Regions from separate parts of the Homo sapiens genome. Here regions 1, 2 and 3 are each linked to region 4. The links are chromatin loops, found by intact Hi-C in ENCODE. Cell type or tissue: Calu3. All regions are shown on one strand.

What was found. Peaks named below come from ENCODE experiments on the same cell type or tissue, not always from the same donor. Only the 100,000 strongest peaks of a DNase experiment are listed, where the experiment ranks them.
Region 1: a loop joins it to region 4, with 6 times the contacts of the local background. A loop is called at or near these places in 2 of 110 quality-filtered maps.
Region 2: a loop joins it to region 4, with 4 times the contacts of the local background. A loop is called at or near these places in 2 of 110 quality-filtered maps.
Region 3: it touches region 4 in a loop (9-fold over the local background); 2 of 110 quality-filtered maps call a loop at or near these places.

What each region holds. Positions count from the first base shown.
Region 1 is chr16:10,077,787-10,082,786 of GRCh38, reverse strand. All of the region lies in intron 2 of GRIN2A (glutamate ionotropic receptor NMDA type subunit 2A), which reads left to right. Among named protein-coding and RNA genes, the nearest start is that of GRIN2A, 100 kb to the left of the region's middle. RefSeq lists a silencer at 3,901-4,195. In Calu3, CTCF peaks have their summits at 3,910 and 4,110; DNase peaks (open chromatin) are centred at 2,226 and 3,996.
Region 2 is chr16:9,646,170-9,651,169 of GRCh38, reverse strand. No RefSeq gene overlaps it. Among named protein-coding and RNA genes, the nearest start is that of LINC01195, 190 kb to the right of the region's middle. In Calu3, CTCF peaks have their summits at 2,873 (motif pointing left), 4,703 and 4,952; a DNase peak (open chromatin) is centred at 2,879.
Region 3 is chr16:10,120,814-10,125,813 of GRCh38, reverse strand. The region is part of intron 2 of GRIN2A (glutamate ionotropic receptor NMDA type subunit 2A); the gene reads left to right. Among named protein-coding and RNA genes, the nearest start is that of GRIN2A, 59 kb to the left of the region's middle. In Calu3, a CTCF peak has its summit at 3,088 (motif pointing right); DNase peaks (open chromatin) are centred at 3,073, 4,113 and 4,673.
Region 4 is chr16:9,843,857-9,848,856 of GRCh38, reverse strand. All of the region lies in intron 5 of GRIN2A (glutamate ionotropic receptor NMDA type subunit 2A), which reads left to right. Among named protein-coding and RNA genes, the nearest start is that of GRIN2A, 340 kb to the left of the region's middle. In Calu3, no CTCF peak of the experiment used is centred here; DNase peaks (open chromatin) are centred at 2,636, 2,996, 3,186, 4,256 and 1 weaker place.

The DNA of each region.
Region 1 (5,000 bases), 230 kb before region 4:
CTTGTGTATCAGCTATCTATTGCTGTGTAACAACCGACCACCAACTTAGCAGGTGACACCCATTTATTATCTCATGGGAAATGAGGAGGCCACTCAAAGAGGCCTCCTTCTTCAAAACCAGTGATGGAGAGTGGAGGAGGGCTCTGCTGCTTCCAGTCTCTGAGCACAGGGAAGGTTTAAGCCTTCTTTTAAAGGGCTCATCTGATGAGGCCAGGCCCACCTTGGGTAATCTCCCTTTTGATTAACTCAAAGTCAGCTGATTAGGGAACTTAATGATATCTTCAAAATCTTGTCACTTTTACCATATGATGTAACATAATCACAGAAGCGATGTCCTATCATATTCACAGGTTCACCTGTACTCAAGGGGAGGAGATCACACAAGGACATGGGTCATTGGTGGTCATCTTAGAATTTTGCCTACTGTGGCTGGTAATCCAAACCAAATATTCTTCCTGTGGATTAAGACTATCACTTTGGGAACATCTTAGAATTCTGCCTGCTGTGGCTGGTAATCCAAATCAAATATTCTTCCTGATCTTTGTGTTAAGACTACCACTTTTGGAACAGCCATTTTCCAAAGCTCTCTCATAATTCCATCGTAGGCAGAGATGGAGTGTGGCCATACAATGTTTTGGAGGCTCCAAATCTAGGTAAAGTGGAACCACTGGAGACAGAGTGCCATCTTGTTTCTGGAGTCAGGCAAAGACACTGTGTCCAGGTGGGATTTGCTTGGAGCTGATTTCTCTGTTGGATAAAATAGACCAGTGGCTTCATAACCCTATGAAAAAATAAGGGTTCTATAAGTTGACACATTTTGGAAGTGGAGCTAAACCCAAGGCTGACTCCAGGACTACAACTATTTCTACTTGGAGCCCTTGAGCTTATTTTTCCAGTACATAGGTCTCAGCTTACCAATCTGAAAATGGAGAGTAGGGACATAGGGCCTTGGAGGTTCCTACTTATTTTAATCAGTTCCATAGCCTGACCCTGGTCCAGTGAGCATCAGATTTGGAGACTGTGCCATTTATGAAACAGGCAGGTATTGGAGAGACTCCAAAAAGCTTGTCTCATGTGTGCTTCCCTGCAAAAACAGCCAGTTCCAGCTAGAAACTTTATCTTCATGAAAGGAAACCTCTAGGCAGAGAGAAGTTCTATTTGTTTTTACAACTATCCCCAGTTGTATTTGAAGATGGCAAAATGTTGGGCTTAAGGCCTGCCCTGGGTTCATGGAGCTAGCTTTCTTAATGCCTCAATCATACTTTTAATCAGAAAAAATTTAGAGCATTAATCTTCAGTGCTTGTTCTTGCCATTTCCAGCCACTAGACACTTTTTCATAAACAAAGTGACAGTTTGATTGAATGTGGTTTTTAATTAAGCTGCCTTCACTTGGAACAACTTTCTGGGGGCATATGTAAGGAGCAGAACTTAGAAGCACAAGCTGAGACTGACTTCGCAATAGCTTCATCTCCAGGCAGAGTTTGAGAACAAAGGAAACCAGGCAAGTGGAATTAACCAGGCACCTTAATCCAGGGCATCAGCTCCCACTCCATCCTAGCTGGCTGTCCCTTAGAATAAGTGTGGGAAGGCGTAGCAGTGAGTGCAGTTGCCTCATGCTAACCTCAGGACGAAGCATGTAAGAGCCTCGGAAATTGCCCCATGGTAGATATTTATATTAACGACATTTGACCTGTTTATGGCATGTCACTCTCTTCTGCAGTTGGGACTCTGCAAACACAAAAGGCAAAAAGACCACTCTGATTCTGCCCTCAGGTACAACTCAGAATTGTATGAGCAACAGTGGATTCTGCAGTACAAGATCTCAGAGTCTAACAGGGAGGCGAAGATATTCACTGGGGCAGAACATTTGAGACGGGAATGAAGGAATGGGCTACCTGAGCTTGGAGGGTGGAGATGTGGCTGGGAAACACTTTGAAAGCCCTTCAAAGGCTGTTCAAGTATAATGGGGACAGTCATATGACAGGGCTGGGCCTCCTTGAGGTGGGTGTTTGGATGGTAAGAGGGTCCCAGGCATTGTCATCTGGCTGCAATACAAGGATCTGCAATACAAGGTGAGGGTGATATTGCTTTAAGTAGCGCTCATCTGTACTCCATCGCTCCCTTTGTGTTCTGTGGTGTATAGATCTACCCTGATAAATAGCTGCTGCCGTGGAGAAATCCATCAAGCCTTCAGCCTCTGCATGACTCATTTCCCTGTGGCAGGCGTGTTGCTCGGCTTCCAAGAATAGCCTAGCCTGAGGGATCCAAGCTCGGAATCCCTTCCAACTTTCTGGGCTCTGAAGTTTGGCACCCACAGAGGTCTATGCTTAGGTAACGGGGTGCAGATGGCTTGTCGTTTGCAGAGACAGTGGCTAATAACCATCTCCCTTCCACCTTCGCTTTCTGCAAAAGCCCAGGGCCTGGCAGAGTCACATTGCTTGCAAAGGAAGCCTAATCATAAAAAGGTGCCTTTTGGTGGCTTAAAGATAAGGTAATCAGGAAACCCATTCATTGATTTATTTGCTCATTCAACAAATATTTGATGACTGCCTTGGGAGTGAGAACCACAGCAAGAAACTTAACAGGGGACCTTACAGAGGCAAATCAGATCTCAGTGCTAAGCCCTGAATATACTCTGCTGTTGTGGCAACCAGGCAGGGAGATGATAAGAACAGTAATTGGCATTTATTAAGCACTTACTGTATGTGGTGTATTAAGTACTTTACATGAATCAATTTGATTAATATGCACAAAAGTGCCATCAATTCAGTTCCATGATCATTCTTATTTGCTCGCTGAGAGCAGCATTGCACAGAGGGTAACTTGCTCATTCTCATACAAAGTGCTCATGCAATTCTTCATACAGGAATTGCACCCAGGGTTCTCTGATACAAACACATAAAAATCACACTGATTACACCATTGCGTTATCATAGCAACCTTCTTTCTGTCACTTCTTCCCAGCCTGTGCCAAGCTCTTTCCTGCTTTCTTAGTCTGTTTGGGCTGCTATAGCAAAATGTCATAAACTGGGTAGCTTGTAAGCAACAAACATCTATTTCTTATAGTTCTGTAGGCTGCTTAAGTCCAGGGTCAAGGCACCAGAAGATTCATGTCTGGTGAGGGCCTGCTTCCTTTTTCATAGATGGCTGTCATCATTTTGTTTTGTTCTTCATTGGTAATGGAAGGGGCCGTTGATCTCTCTGGAGCCTCTTTTATCAGGGCATGAATATCATTTATGAGGGCTTGGCCCTCATGACCTAATCACCTCCCAAGGGCCCTACCTCCTAACACCATCACATTGAGGATTAGGTTTTAACATCTGAATTTTGGAGGGATACAGACATTCAGACCATAGTGCCTACCCCATGGGCTTAGCGTTTTCCTCTGCCTGAAACATGGCTGCATTGTCTCCATCTCATTCTTCAGGTCTCCCCTTAAAGGCCAACTCCTTAAGAGGCCTTCCCTGACTACCCAGTCAGTTCTCTCCTATTATTCTCTAGCTTGCACTTTATTTCTTTCACAGCCTTTATCATACTGTGACATTACCATTTTTTTTGGTTGTTATTATCCATATGCCCCTCTCCTCCAGTCCCTACTAGAAATTAAGCTCCCAAAGGCACAGGCCTTGTGTATCTTATTTGTGCTAAGATGGTGCCTGACACCTAGTGAGTCCTCAGTGAGTGTGGTATGGGTGGTTGGAGGAAGGAGCTCGGACCTTCAGTCCTCACAGATGCACAACAAATCTCAGGTGTTGTTGCATGGCTGTTTGAATGAATGGAGCTATGAGCATAAGGCTGTATTGTTATTGTTGTCACTGTCATGATCATGGCTGGTGAAAAACAGAAAGACACTGGGGATTCAGAATGCACAACAGTGTTTGCAATTGCAATGCAGAGACGGTGATGTGGCAGGCAGTCAGTCAGCCAGTCAGTCAGCATGCTCCCTTTCCGGGATCTGCCAGTGGAGTGCACTGTGCCCCATGGATGGGCTTCGGAGGGGGTAGTGGTGACATCAGCTCCCCAGCAGCTTCTCACCTCTCTTGGCCTGAAGGGGGCTGTGCCCTTTGTTTCACTGCAGCTGCTGCAGACAGAGAAAGGAGGAGATTCCCAGCCTCGAGGTTGCCTCGCAGGGCAGTAGCAACCGAGGGCAGAGCACAGAGGAGCAGCTGCATTCTCCATGGGGACATGACTACGTGGCCTGGCTTCTCCTGCCCCCAGGGGCTGGGGGCCTGCCAGGTGCTCTGAGGATTCCCTATTGCTCTTATCTCCTTCCCTCCTGCATCTCAATTTGCCTCCCCCCTGGACTCTGCTTTTCCCCCCTTGTCTTGCCTAATCTGCCACAAGGACATGCTGGAAAGAGGACTTTCTGTGTTCTAGAACATTCTACATGTGTGGCTCCTGAGTCTCACTTTGTCCACCTGTGAAGTGGGCATTATACCCACCGAGAGTGTGGTCACGAGGAACAGACGAGGCTGTCATTTCCCCAGCACGGTTCCAGGCACTTGGCTGGTAAAGCTCTGTGGTGTTTGTTCATCACACTGGACCACAGAGCAACAGTGTCTCACATGTTATGAAGATGTTTCAATCCGTGGACTAAGCACTTCATTATTGTTGTTGTCATTATTATTACTAACATTTTCTAATTTAACAGCTTTATTGAGGCATTGACATGCAATAAACCGCACAGCTGGATGAGTGCTGATGTAGGCATATACCTGTGGAACCATCACCACAATGGTATTCAGCCCTTACCACAACCGCATTTTGCAGATGAGGAAAAAGAGGCTTAGAGAGAGAAATACCTTATCCTGGTTCACGTGGATGGCTAAAAGCAGAGCTGTCTGATCCAGGCCTGAGTTTACCTTGGAGACAAGAAACGTCAGAGATAAGGCTGCAGTCTTAAATATGATGCCACGGAAGGTATCACCAAAAAAAATGGTATTTGGATAAAGACCCTAAAGAGGCTTCAAAGGGAGTGGGCTACGCAGAAGAGCATTCC
Region 2 (5,000 bases), 200 kb after region 4:
AAAGAAGGTCTCATTCACAGGTACGGAGGTTTAGGACTGGGACATATCTTTTGGAATGGACACAGTTCAACCAGTCAAACCATTTTTTTTTTTTTGGAGACGGAGTCTCACTCTGTCACCAGGCTGGAGTACAGTGGCACAACATCAGCTCACGGCAACCTGTGCCTCCCAGGTTCAAACGATTCTCCTGCCTCAGTCTCCTGAGTAGCTGGCACTGCAGGCACGCACCTCTATTTTTAGTAGAGATGGGGTTTCACCATGTTGGCCAGGATGGTCTCCAACTCTAGGCCTTGTGATCCACCTGCCTCGGCCTCCCAAAGGGCTGGGATTACAGGCTTGAGCCACCGCACCCGGCTGTCGAACCAGTTTTATCTGGTTTCTTTGTTCTTGGTGTGAACTCTGAATTGGGGGATTGACTTATCAAGACTCTTTGACCAAAAGCAATTAGAGGAATCACAGATTGCTGGTGCGCCACACTGCTGATGAGCAAGGGATCATACCTATCTCATGTACCTCTCCTGGACTGCAGACCATCTCCAGGTTTCTGCATCTAACTGAATCTTTTAACACCTCTTTGGGGCAGGTAATGGTGGCTCTGCTCTTCACCCTCTGGCAGGTCCTTAGAGAGCATCACCGTTACCCACTTATCTCACAAAGGAGTAAGCTGAGATACCCAGAGGTTAATGAACAACCAGGACCTCTTTAGAACTGCCAGTGGCTGGAGTCAGTCTGGGTTGCAATGACCTACTTACATTTTGCTGTGAGAATCACCTTTTTTTTTTTCCCACAGACTATGTGTCATGCATGGGCAGTCACTTTCTTTTACATAAAAAACAAGAAAAATAGTGTGAGGTACTTTTTTCCTGCTACCTGACATGGCTTTTAGACTGAGCAGTCCTGCTGTCATTTTTTCATATCTCCTTGCACATATTTGGAACATAGAATTATCATTATCTCTTTGCATATTGATCTTCTCTGGAAGACTGTGAGCACCCCAGAGAGAAGGTGAACTTTCCTAAAATCATCTTAGATTCCATGGTACAAGGTATACTTTGGCTACACCTTGGAATTGTATCTGAGTGGCTTGGCTTTAAAATGCATTGTAAAGAACTTTTTTTTCTGTCTCTTCTTGTCTAAGCCTTGAAATGTATTTTGAAACTCTTTCTTTGTTTTCCCACCAGGCACTCTCTTTCACAGTGCTTGCTTATCTAATGATGTGCTTGCTTAGAAATTCCAGGGGCTAATCTTAAACCAGACGGGAAGACCCAGCAGTGGAATTCTCCCCATTTAGAGATTACCTCAAAGTGATTAATCTATTATTACAACCCAAGCATTGTCAAGATGGCACCAGGCCTCACTCCAGGTGGACAATAATGCAAGATGGCCGTCGGAACAAGACACACAAGACTGCACCACACCTGCATGCTTTCCATGTAGATTTTCCCTTCTTAAATCCACTCCCTTGCCTAAAATATTGAGATGTTTTATTTGGGGCTTGAGTCCAACCATCTCCCAAGTGCTAGTGTTTGAATAAAGCTGCTTTCCTTTCACTGCACCTCACTTCTCACATTTTGGCTTTTGAGCAGTGAGCAGCTGGATTCGAACTTGGTTACAGAATCAACTGAGGAGCTTTAAAAAATACTGATGTCTGGCTTTTATCCCCAAATATTATGATTTAGTTGGCCTGGGATGTGGCTAAGAATCAGCAAATTTTAAAAGCTCCCAAATAACTTCAGTTGTTTTCCTCTCCATTTTTTATTGATATATAATAGTTGTATATATTTATGGAGTACTTGTGATATTTTGATACCTGCATGCAATGTGTTATGATCAAAATAGGGTAATTAGGAATTCCATCACTTCAAACATTTATCATTTCTTTCTGCTGGGAACATTCCAAATCTTCTAGCTATTTTGAAATATACAATAAATTATTTACTATAGTCATCCTGCTGTGCTATCAAACATCAGAACTTATGTCTTCTATCTAACTTTATTTTTGTACCCATTAACCAATTTCTCTTCATCCCTCCTGTCTTGTTTACTTCCTAGTCTTTGGTAACCATAATTCTACTCTCTACCTCCATGAGATCAACCTTTTAAGCTCCCATGTATAAGTGAGAACATATGCTATTCGTCTCTCTGGGCCTGGCTTATTTCACTCAACATAATGACCTCTGGTTTCATCCATATTGCTGCAGATGACAGGGTTGCATTCTTTCAATGGCTGAGTCGTATTCCATTCCATACATATGTTATATTTTCTTCATCCATTCATCCATTGATGGACACTTAGGTTGATTCCATACCTTGGTTACTGTGAATAGTGCTGTAATAAACATCAGAGTGTGGATATCACTTTGATATGCTGATTTCCTTCCTTTTGGATATTGACCCAGCAATGGGATTCCTGGATCAAATCATATATCTATTTCTAGTTTTTTGAGGAACCTCCACACTATTTTCCATAGCAGTTGCACTAATTTACATTCCTACCAACAGTGTACTGCGTTCCCCAGGTAACTTTGACATTCACTCAGCCAAGGTTGAGAACCACTGCCCTAGCATCTAGCATCCAGGGTTTGTAGTAGTGGTGACAGCAGCCGCTAACATTTATTGATCTTTTATAATGTGGCTCAGGCACTGAGCTTTGCAATTTGTATGCATTGTTTCATTCAGTTATGCAACCATTTTAAAAGACAGCAACTATTGTTACCCTGATTTTGCACTGTAGGAAAATAAAATCTAAAGAGGTTGAGTAATTTACTCAAAGTTACCTAGCTAGGAAATGACAGAGACTGGCTGTCAGCTTCCTTGAAATCGGGACACTTTTCCCAACACCATTATGCAATGTTGCATTCACCATGCTCTCTGCCTCCCTCTATTGGTGTATAGCAGATGTTCCATAAGCCGTTATTGAATAAATAAATGGAACTGTCAAAATCTATCCTTGACACTTCACGTAGGTCACTCGAGTTCCCTTAGGCGTCTCCTTAGCTACCATAATAAGCTGAACACCACTCCCTCTTGTCCCATCTCACACTTCCTGCCCAGGGCTGTTCAGATATGGCTGGGAATCCTCAGGGCTGATGACCCATGAACAAGTGTACTCCCAGCCAGGGATCCCCACCTGGGTGGTGCTCCCAGAACACCACCACAGTCCTTGCTTGCCCAGTGGTCTGTAGGGAAGTGAGACCCGATCGGGGCACCAGAGGAGAGAATGCCTTGAGCCCATTTATGTGACGTTGTTAATGAAGTACTACCCAAACTTTAATATGAACACAGATTACCTGGGGGTTTTGCTTGATTGGATATTCTGATTCATCAGGCCTGGGGTAGCACCTGAGGTTCTGCACCACTAGCTGAGGCCAATGCTGCTTGCCTGCAGACCCCACTTTTAGAAGCAAGATGTTGGAGGGGTGTCAAGGCAGTAGAGCTTGTCAGCTTATCTGAGCATTTCAATTCTTTCTACTCAGAGACCTCCTTTCTACCTATGATTAAGGCATCTGTGGACCTTGCCGTATCACTCCAGCAGACATGAAGAGGCAGGACTGAATTCCACCTTCATCTCAGCCTTGATTGTTGCTGCACACATATGTAAAACAAAATATAAACTCACCCCCAAATACCACTTATTATTAACCTCTGTCTGCAAGGTCTAGCACTGCAGCTGATACATGATAAGTGTTCAGGAAATATGCAATGAATTCAATTCAATTAAAAATCACCTGTGAGTTTTTACTGCATTTGACATCAGCTCAAGACAAGAATTGCCTTGGGTAACTCTCAAATAAAATAGTATTCCTGAGTTCACTGAAAGGTGGGCAATTCTATGAACTCTGAGAAACTTGTTTGTTCTAATGTCACTGAAATATAGGGATTTTGATGGATTGTTGATTAGGCACAAAAAAATAGCATGAATTATTTTTGGTATTGTTAGTGATTATATGTGCTTCTATGCCATATAAGTTAATTGTATATTCTATGTATTAGTTAAGCACCTAATTAATCTTATAAATATTTATTGAATAATTAACATGCACTGGGTAATACTTCAGTGCTATAGATACAGTGATAACAAGACAGCTAAGTTCTCTGTCTTCATGGAGCTTACATTTTAGTAGAATACAGATAATATGAGGAAAATATATGAATAAAGAAGATGCTTTTAGAAGGCTATAAGGATATGAAGATAATAAAGCAAGGATATTGATGGAAGTTTTCTTTAGTTATCAGAGTAGGTAAAGTTTTACCTGGGGAGGTAAAATTTGAGCCAAGATCAGAATAAAAAGAAGGGACCAGCCATGAGGAATACCCTAAAAAGAAGAAATGATTAATAAAATTAAACGTTAGAAGCCATAAGAAGGGAGTGTGCTCAGTGAGTTATGGAATAGAAAGAAAGCCAGTGTGGTTACAGCGTGGGTAGAGAGGAATGTATGGCTTTGTAGATCATGCTGAGAAATTTGGGCTTATATTGTGTGTAATGCGCACCTGTTAAAAGATGCTAAGCATGGGGTAGCATGATCTGAGTTGTATTTTTAGAAATTATTCTGTGGTCCCAGCTACTCGGGAGGCTGAGGCAGGAGAATGGCATGAACCTGGGAGGCGGAGCTTGAAGTGAGCCGAGATCGTACCACCGCACTCCAGCTGGGAGACAGCGAGACTCTGTCTCAAAAAAGAAAGAAAGAAAGAAAGAAATTATTCTCTCTGCTGTGTCAAGAATGGATTATTGAGCAACAAGAATAGAAGCAAGGAGACCAATTAGGAGGCTCTTAAGGTCATCCAGGCGAGAGATGATGGAAGGTTAGCCTAGGATGACACCAACATTTATGGAGAAAAGTGCACAGATGTAATGGTTTAGGGAAAGGAACCAAGCCCCCTTTAGAAATTGGATGAAGGGCATACAGGTTTGAATGATATAAAGATATTAAGAATGGATTTGGGAGAATTTAATAAAAGCAACTGAGTGGATGGAGGTGCCATTCTGACCTGGAGAGGAC
Region 3 (5,000 bases), 280 kb before region 4:
CAGCTCTCTCTCCCTGTAGGACGCCTGATTTTCTTGGCAGAGGAAGAAGCTACCCTCCATCCACTTTCCCAGGGTAGGCAAGGCAGCCTCTTCCCCTGGGCCATCCAGCCTCCTGTAGGCCTGGGGCTTAGCAAAACAGCCAGGGAGGGGAGACTCGGAACAGTCTTTTTTTTTTTTTTTTTCCTCCCACCATGAGCAGTATGAGGATGATGCCTTAGCTCCATTGCTTTGCTCTCAGCCTTCAGACTTGCTGTAGGAGAATCTCTGCTGTACCCTGTCATGTCTTAGATTTGTGTAATTGAGGGAGGCCTCCCAGGCAATTTAAGTAGGGATTTACTTATTCCTTGGGAGTGCTGAGCTTGTAGTGGAGGAATGGTCTACTCACTAGTGTATTTACTCGACTTCTCCTAACAAGGGTCTTTCCACTTGGGGTTGTTCTGTCCAGCATCCCTTGGGACTTCCAGGGAAAGCCAAATATTCTTTGCTGCCCCTGCTTCTTCGACAATAAATGCAAAAAGTTTGAAAAAATCCCGTACTGGTGTTGTGTCACCAGGGTCAAAGACCTTGAATCTCTAGTAAGAAGTAGAAGGCGTCAAGAGGTCAAGTTCTGACTCCATAGTTTCAGGACATTGTGGGACTTGATTGCTGCAGTGTGAAATTTATGGTTTTGTAAGACAGATTTAAAACCCTTTCATGGCATCTTGTAGCCTTTGGAATAAAATCCAACATCCTCACCATGGCCTATGAAGAGACCCTGCATGATTTGGGCACTACGTGCTTTTTTGGGGCTTTGTTTGCTGTCATTTTCCTCCTTGTTCTTTCCAACCCTAGGGGCTTTGTCCTCATGGTTCCCTATGCCTGGAATGCTCTTCCCACTATTCTGCACTGGTTGACGATGACTTCTTCACAACTTGGCTTTTGGGGCATTTCCTTTGAGAGGGCTTCGTGACAGTCCTGCTAACCTTTTCCATAGGAGCCCTCATGTCATTAGCTGTACCACAACTTTAACTTGTATGTGTTCATTTACATGTTTCTGTCTCTTCTGTGAAATGGTTGCTCCTTGAGAGTGGGGCCTCTGCTCTGTCTTGTACAACACCTGACACACGGGCCAACTTATAAATATCATGAATGAATGAATGAATGGATAGCTCTCTAGTTATCAATTGTGACTGTATCTTTCCCTGCCATCTCCCAGCTCCGTCTCACCTGGACCACCTGGAAAAACCTCTTGTACCCCATAATTTCAGTGCCCCTGTCTGTATCTGAGGCTATGGAAAAGCTCTCTACCCAAGCACCAAGGAATCCTGCCCTTTTCCGCTTGCCCGGATAAACAAAGAGTTATCAAGGCTAAGTTGCCAGTTATGTTGGCTTCTTCTCCTGTTTGCTCTTGGGAGGATAGGATTTTGATTACAAGCATAACAGCCTCCAGTTATTGAGCATCTACTGCATACAGGGCAGGCACTTTGCATACATGATCCCTGATCTTCATAGTATCCCTACATGGTAGGTTTTATTATCCCAATGTTGTAAGTAAGCAAACGAAGGATCTCACAGGTCAGTTTGCTCCCTGGGCCACCTGACCTGTGCTCTTTTTTCCCTATACATCGTGGCCTAGGTTTTGGAACACACAAGGGCACGCACACGGCCCTTCTCAGACTATGACAATATAGTGCACTGCAATACCTCGCTTTTTTAACAACCTAAGCTGATGGGTTGAGTTGTGAGAGTCAGAAGCTTGCAATTTCACTTCATCTGTCTCTGGAGACTATTCTGGCTTTCTACTGCCTGGAAAGAAGGTGGGAACAAGGGCTCTGTGAGGGATGATTACACCAGGGCAGAAACAGCTCACCTCTTGAGTGCTCATGTGCCATACACTGTGCCGAGTGATTTATACATATAGCTTTCTGTAACCCACGGAGCAGCTCTATTTGTACTGTTATTTTGAGCACTATTCTGCAAATGTGGAAGCTGAGGCACACAGTAAGAAAGGGTAAACAGTGGAGGCTGGATGCAAACCCAGGTAGTCTGATTACAGAGTTTGAAAGCTCAGCCACCAGGTACCTACCAACCAGCTAAACAGATCTCATCATTCAAAGTGTGGTCCATGCACCAGCAGCTTTGACATCCTCTGGGAACCTGAATGCAGAATCTCAGGTCCCATCCAGACTGACCGAGCTAGAATCTGCCTCTTAACAAGATCCCTCGGCGATTCACGTGCATGTTAAAGTTTGAGAAGAACTGCCCCAGAAATTCTATGAATATAAAGTAAGTGCCATTTTCCTGAAGTCAAAAGCTGGAGATTTAGAGCATCAGTGTTCTTAGAAACAACGTGCGACTTCAGTATCTTGCAAACTATGGCATCAACGAGGAGCTGTTCCTTTGCTTGAGGGAATTAGTGATGACAAATGAATTTAGTATTTTCAACAAAAATAAAAGCAAGTTGAGCTTGCATAGTTGATCCAAGGCTTTAAAAAAAAGAGGCTGCTTCAGCCTGCAGGATGTTGTTGACATAGTATTACATCTAAGTACGCAGGGAGCCCCGAGCCAGGGTTGCTGGAGTGTCCCTATTGCAAGGGAAGTTTTGGCAAACACAATCTAGGGATTGAAAAGGTAACTCCTTCATTAGATCTGCCTGGAATTTACACATCTGCAAATGTGAGAGGACAAAAAGGACTTTTGATCCAAGAGAGATCGGCCCCATCTCCCTGTGCTGGGAAAAAACTTTGATTTTCTTCTTTGATGTGAAACATTGCCATTGCTAGCTGTATATTTGATCATAGTCACTGGACAACTTATTCAGCTCTAGTTCTTTATTAGGTCCTCATGGCTGCTTTCTTAGACATCGGAATCCTTAAAAAAGAGAATTTTATTTTATTTTTTAACCTTTCCCAGCTTATAAATGCCCCAGGGACCTGGAAATGTCCACGTGGGCTTTACCAATGATGTATGTCGTTCTGTTTGAGTCAAAATAATGAGTGGTTGCATAGATGATGATTGATATTGTGTATTTCCGAGTCGCCTCATTTTGGGGAAGGAATATGCTGATCGTGCGTCAATTTCCCTCAGGTTGGCTCTCCAGCAGGGGGCCCAAGAAGGTCTGCACCCTTTTCATGTTTCTTTGCTACTTCCTTTCATCTTGCCAAGTTACATTTAGCAGGATATTCATCTAATTCCTTTTTTAAAATTTTAATGCTCCCCATTTTTTGGGGGGGTGGGGGACAAAAAGAGCCTTTTAGGAAATAAGCATCAGGAACTAACTAATCAAAGCGAAACTTTCTGGGAGAGATCTGACAGCCGCATGCCTCTAATGACCTTCAAAAAGATCACGTGCTCCAGGCAATTACAGGATTTGGGAGAAAATAGCTCATTCTGAATAGCCGAACCTGCTGCAATGTTCATCACTTTGCAGCCGTGCCCCTACCTCCCCGCTTTTGTAGCTTCCTTACCCCGAAGCCTCCTGAAAGAGAGTTCACTTGGATTAAAACTCCTCCAGCTTTAACAAACTGCAAAGGGGACAGCTGATGCTAAAAAAGGGGATCTTGTGCACAGTGCCAGGTTTCTCCTGTAGCCAGAGTTTTTTTGGCTCTGGCTACAGAAGGTGCCTAATACATTCTGACTCATGGCCAAATATTATCAGGGGACTTTGCTGGTCAAGCTCTTGAATATGGGTGCAGCTGGAAAAATAACCTATTTGTCAATAGGTTACCAGTTTCACAGCTGGTAGTGCCCAGAAGGGCGCTGAATAAACTTCAGTGGGATCCCTGCTGCTTGGTGCTTGAAGTTCATCTGACGTGAAGCCTTTGTGAAAAGAGTATTCAGGAACCCAGTAGCAATCTTTTCCTTTATTTTAATTAGACCATGCTTCTCTCTTGTTTGCAGGGTTTTTTGAGATTTTATGCAAACTTTTAATGTTTTTGCCTGTCAGTGTTTCCATTATTTGAAATCTTTCATATTAAGTAAAATTAGCCAAGGCCAGTGCTATATTAAAGTATCAAAACTTTTAGCATTTGCTCACCCTCCTTTCCTGGGGAGAACAGGTTTCTCTACATGATTGCCTGTATGCTTTGCTATGAGTCATAGTTTAGAGAAAACCCCCACGTTCCTGTGCAATGAAAGAAGCAGCATAATGATCTCAACTCAGGCAGAATGGCCTGGAAACTCATGATATGTGGCTGCACCCAGTCGGTGCCTTTGCTTTGCTTGTGTTGGAGGTCTCTTGCATTAGTGTTATGAAAATAGATGATGAGCTCATGCCTTTGTGACTTTGTTTCTTGAGACCTGCCTGATTTCCATGGTCACAAGAACACAGAGAAAGATGTGTGGGCTCCCGGGGCTCTGCCTGACACTGTTGAGAGCGATTCCAGAGGAGAAGGTATCTGTGGGGTAATCTTCGGATGTTATTCTGAAAAGCCCCAACGTCTTCCTCATAACAGCTTCTAAGCTTGAGGACCAAGAGTTATCCTCTAAAAAGGTGTCCCCAAACAAGGTAGGTGACTTTCCCCCAGTGTTTCCAGGGGTGTGAGCCAAGACATGGGGCAAAATGATTAGGGGACCTCCTGGGTCTTGGAAGTGGTTTAATCCTTCCTGTAGCTCAATGTAACTGTCTGTGGTTGATGTCACTCGGAGTCAGGGGTAGGAGTGTGTGTGATACAGTGTAGCAGAGATGCCAATCTTTGTGGTTGCCCCACCCTTCTTGCTGTGGATTGCTGCTTTGACCAAGAGTGTTGGACCGATGAAAGTATATCCAGTCCTCAGTCTGAAATTTGACGTCTGTGGCTGGGTTTGAAAGGATGAGCTTAAATGTGGGCTTTTGAATTAGAAATAGAATAGGATTTTTCAGTTAGCATCGTGGATACAGGGGCTGAAAAGATGCCACAATGAGCTGAAGTTAGGAAGGATCAGGGGACAGCTGTGGGAGGAGGACAGTGTGGGGATGACTGGAGGGGAGTGGAAATAGGGGACCATGGGGCAGGGGAGTGGGGAGAGAATATGAAGGCTTC
Region 4 (5,000 bases):
TTTATATATTTAAATATATAAAACAGTGTATTTTATATATTTAAATATATAAAACAGTGTATTTTATATATTTAAATATATAAAACAGTGTATTTTATATATTTAAAATATTATAAAACAGTGTATTTTATATATTTAAAATATTATAAAACAGTGTATTTTATATATTTAAAATATTATAAAACATATATTTTATGTATTAAATATATAAAACACCATATGTTTTTATATATTAAAAATATAAAAGATCATATATTTTTATACATTAAAATATGTAAAACATCATATTTTATACATTAAAAATATAAAACATCGTATTTTTATATATTAAAAATACATATGGTTGGACACAGTGATTCACATCTATAATCTCAGCACTTTGGGAGGCCAAGCTGGGCAGATTACTTGAGGTCAGGAGTTGAAGACCAGCCTAGGCAACATGGCTAAACCCTGTCTTTCTTAAAAGTACAAAAATTAGCCAGCTATGGTGGTGGGCGCCTGTGATCCCAGCTACTCAGGAGGCTGAAGCATGAGAATCACTTGAATCTGGGAGGTGGAGGTTGCAATAAGTCGAGATCGAGCCACTACACTCCAGCCTAGGCAACAGAGTGAGACTCTGACTCAAAAATAAATAAATAAATGAAAATAGAAATATATAAACATTATACATTTTTATATATTGAGATATATAAAACATATATTTTTACATATTTTATATATAAACTATTTTTATATATAAACTATATGTTTATAGATAAAATATATAGTTAATGTACAAGTTTATATATAAAATATATATTTATATGTTAAAATATATAAAACATTTTCATATATTAACATATAGAAACCAATATATTTTTATATATTAAAAATATATAAACCATATATTTTCATGTTAAACATATATAACATATATATTTTTATATATATATAAAACATATAAAAATAAGGCCTGTTTTGGTTTGGAGAAAATTTTATCAATGAGGTCACAAATGTCAGCCTCTTTGAAGTTGAAATCCTGAATACATCATGGAATAAATAAATATGCCCCTACTGTTATGTTAGAAATGTATAAAACGTATGTTTTTATATGTTAAAAATGTATAAAACATTATATATTTTTATGTGTTAAAAATATATAAAACATTACATATTTTTGTTAAAAAATATAAAACATATATTTTTATGTGTTAAAAATATATAAAACATATATTTTTATGTGTTAAAAATATATAAAACATTATATATTTTTATGTGTTAAAAATATATAAAACATTAATTTTTTTTATATAATGACAGGGTCTTGCTCTGTCCCCCAGGCTGGAGTGCAGTGGTGTGATCACGGCTCACTGCATTCTTGAACTCCTAGGCTCAAGTGTTCTTCTCACCTCAACCTCCTGAATAGCTGAGACTACAGGCCTGTGCCACCATGTCTGGCTCATGTTTTAATTAATTTTTTTTTTTAGAGACAAGAGTCTTGCTATGTTACTCAGCCTGGTCTCAAGCTCCTGGCCTTAAGTGATCCTCATGCCTTGGCCTCCTGAGTCACTGGGATTATAGATGTGAGCCACTGTGTCCGGCTTCCTTTAGTCTTTTTAAAAATAATTATTTAGTTTCCACTTTTCTGGCTGTCCCTTTCCTTCCCCCCACACATTCTTCTTCCATCTCTTTTATAGATCCCAGATCTATGCTTCTCAAGAAGGTTAAAAACGTCTCTCCATTTGGGAGTGAACACACACCTTGCATGTTACTTTCTGATACAATCCAGGTGCAAATGGAACTTCTGGCAGTTTCTCAGCTCAGCAACAGCCAGCAGGCACTGCATCTGTGTCATTTCTCCTTTTGTTATGATTGAAGAAAGAGCTGGCATTGTCCATTATGAGGTCCCCTTAATCTACAAACCCTCTGGGGACACAGAAACCTCCATGGCCACCTCCAAGGCCCTGATCCTGGTATTTCCTAATGCAAACATAAGCAAAAACACCACCTCACAGGAGACTCACAGAAGAAAAAGGCCTGCTGTTGGAAACTTTATTTGTTTTCTGAGTCTTTTCTGATCTGTTTCTTTTACCTAATTCTTACTCATCCTTTAAGTGTAGCTCCTGCGTCCCCAAGCTGGGTTAGCTCTTCCTACTTCCACAGTACCTGGGTGTATCTCTCTCTACCCTCATCACCTGTCTTTACAGTGTATAGTTTGTCTTCTCCCTGGCTTCTGAGCCACCTACATATAGGGAATGTGACTTATTAATATTTGCACCCTCAGTTACAAGGGCACAGCATGACACACCAATGTTTGTTTCATGACTAGGAAGAGAGATTTTTACTTCCTCGTTTCAAACTCCAGTCTCAGCTATTATCACACAAGATGCAAGTGCCCAGATCTCAGTCCTTGAGATCAGGATTTTAAAGATATAATATGTGATTGCTAAATGTATTGTGAAGGCCTGTTTTGGTTTGGAGAAAATTTTATCAGTGAGGTCACAAATGTCAGCCTCTTTGAAGTTGAAATCCTGAATACATCATGGAATAAATAAATATGCCCCTCCTAAAAAGGCCCTTGCTTTCTCCAGTGTCCCCACTGTGGCTCCCTGGGATGAAGTTTTTTTTTGATAAGCAGTCCCCCAGCCTCCACTCTCCTGGAGATGAGGAAGAGGTGGGGCCCACCAAGGAAGGGCAAGTGTACATCCCATGATTCATGATTCATAATTCATCATGATTCATAATTGTGTGAAACAGACCATGTTTTGGGGTCAGGAATGTTTTAATGATTTTTGCTGAATTCCTTTACAGTGAAATAACACAGACATTGTTATAAGTAAAATTGTTATAAATAAATTGTTTTAATACAGAATGAATGAATGTGCATTAAGCACAGTTTGCATGTTAGGCACATTGCTGGGCACAGGGGATACATGGATGAACAGGGAGGGCAAAAGACTAGGACCTTTCCATCATGGAACTTACGTGGTTAGAAAACAATTCGACCAGGAAGAAATGGGTGACCCCATGTTGTAATAAACCTTGTGATGAACAGAAAGAGAGTGGTGTGAGAAGAGAGTACATCGGGGTATGTGGGGTTACTTTAGCTCACACAGATAAGATTTAAGGTGATATATACAGGATGAGAAGAAGCCAGACATGTGAATATCTGGGCAAAGCCTTCCAGGTAGAGGCAATGGCAGGTGCAAAGGCCCTGGGGAGGAAAGGAGCTTGGGAGTTTGGGAAACGGAATGAAACCCAGTGCAGTGCTAGAGAGTGATGAGTTACAAGGAGGATGGAGGGGATGATGTGGGAAAGTTGTCAGAGGATGTTCTAATTTGGGTGGGTGTTCTTTGAGCAGAACTTGGCCCGATGAAGAAAGCAAAGTGGCTGGCACAAAGCAGAGTCTAACTTCAGTGGGACACCTCCCCTATGATAACAATACCCTCTGTGTTTCAATAGGGCAATCAACTGAGGCCCCGTGTGCTCCAGAATCAATAATAGGAGTTTAGAGTCTTTAAAATCAAAAGCCCTGGAGCTGAAAACAAGTAGATCCCCAAGTACTGAGTCACATTTGTATGAGGAAGAGAAATCAAAATAAATTGCTGTCTTTAAAAGAATTGACTTTTCTACTGAAGACTATCAACAGCTTAACAGGTTCAAATTCACGTTTTTGGTTTCTGTGAGGAGATAGTAGCTTGCAGCTTTCCTTCTTCCGCTTGGGGATATGAGGAGTTTACTGTGTCTGGATGAAATGAAAGTCTGACTCGTGAGAGCAATAGAGAATTGCTAGGATCCACTAATCCCAACATTAAAGAAGATTAGATCAATTGCATTTCCTATAGGGAACGTCTTTGAGGAAGGCTGATCAGTTGCAAAAAGAATTCCTGTTAGACAACATGATTGTGTGAAACCTTTTTGTTTCTCACTTCTGGCAAGTGGTGGGATCTTCTAAGAATACCAGGTAACCGGAAATGAGCTGAGAAATCTTCCTTTCTGGTCTGTTAGTTGGGTGATAAAGACATGCAGAGAAAATTGGAAAAATCATTTGGCCTGATGTGTAGCGAGAAATGGCCATGCTGTCAATTAAGCTCCCAAACTGTCAAATCATTGGTGGGAAGAAAGGAAATTTATTTTTAAGTGCTGGATGAGATTTGTCTGAGTCTGCGTGGTGGACAGGAGCCAACCCAGGACCTGGACACAGCTCTGACTCGCATGGCTGTGCTCACATCCACCGGCTATACTGGGAAATTGTAGAGCTGGTAAACTGGACAATTTGTTGGATCCCTTTCCCCGTATTTGTTTTTGTGAGTCATTCCCTCTCTTGGGTGGTGGTGGAGCACTAAGAGAGATCACATGGGGACCATTTCTCAGTCTGTGTAGTTAAGTCACATCCCCTGCACACCCACACAAGGGCTGTAATAGGAACCAACAGACGTTCCCAATTACAAGCTGGTCTGCAATTCCATAATTACTGTGATAAATTCAACTATTGCCTTTGCTGCGTGCCTTTTTCATCCTGTGTCCCCAAGGCCCAGTTCCATGTCTTGTGCACAGTAGGCACTTAGTGGGTGCTTGTTGGGTGAAAATGCGTCATTGATCATTTGTATTTAGAAATATACCTCATGTTCAGGGATATGGGTGAGATAACTCATAAACTGGCTGAGGTTTCCAGGGAGACCAAAGAATGCCACTATATGCCTGTGACCTTGAATCTTAAACCTGGGGCACCTAAAACTTCTCTCTAATCTTCCAGAAATCTTGACCAGGTGAAGGAAGAGCCTGTGATAGGGGAAGAAGGGAAGGAACATAGAATGAAGGTGATACAAATGAACAGAGGTAGGGAAAGGGCATCAGTGCATGGCCAACAGCGACCAGAAAGAAAAAGAGAATTCGATTTTGACACATTTTTCAGAGCCATGTATACTAAGAAGGAAATGGTATCTGGACATTCCATCAACTTTAATGTACTTAGGACACATTTCTATCATATTTGTGGCAGTTTTAACTCTAGCCCAACC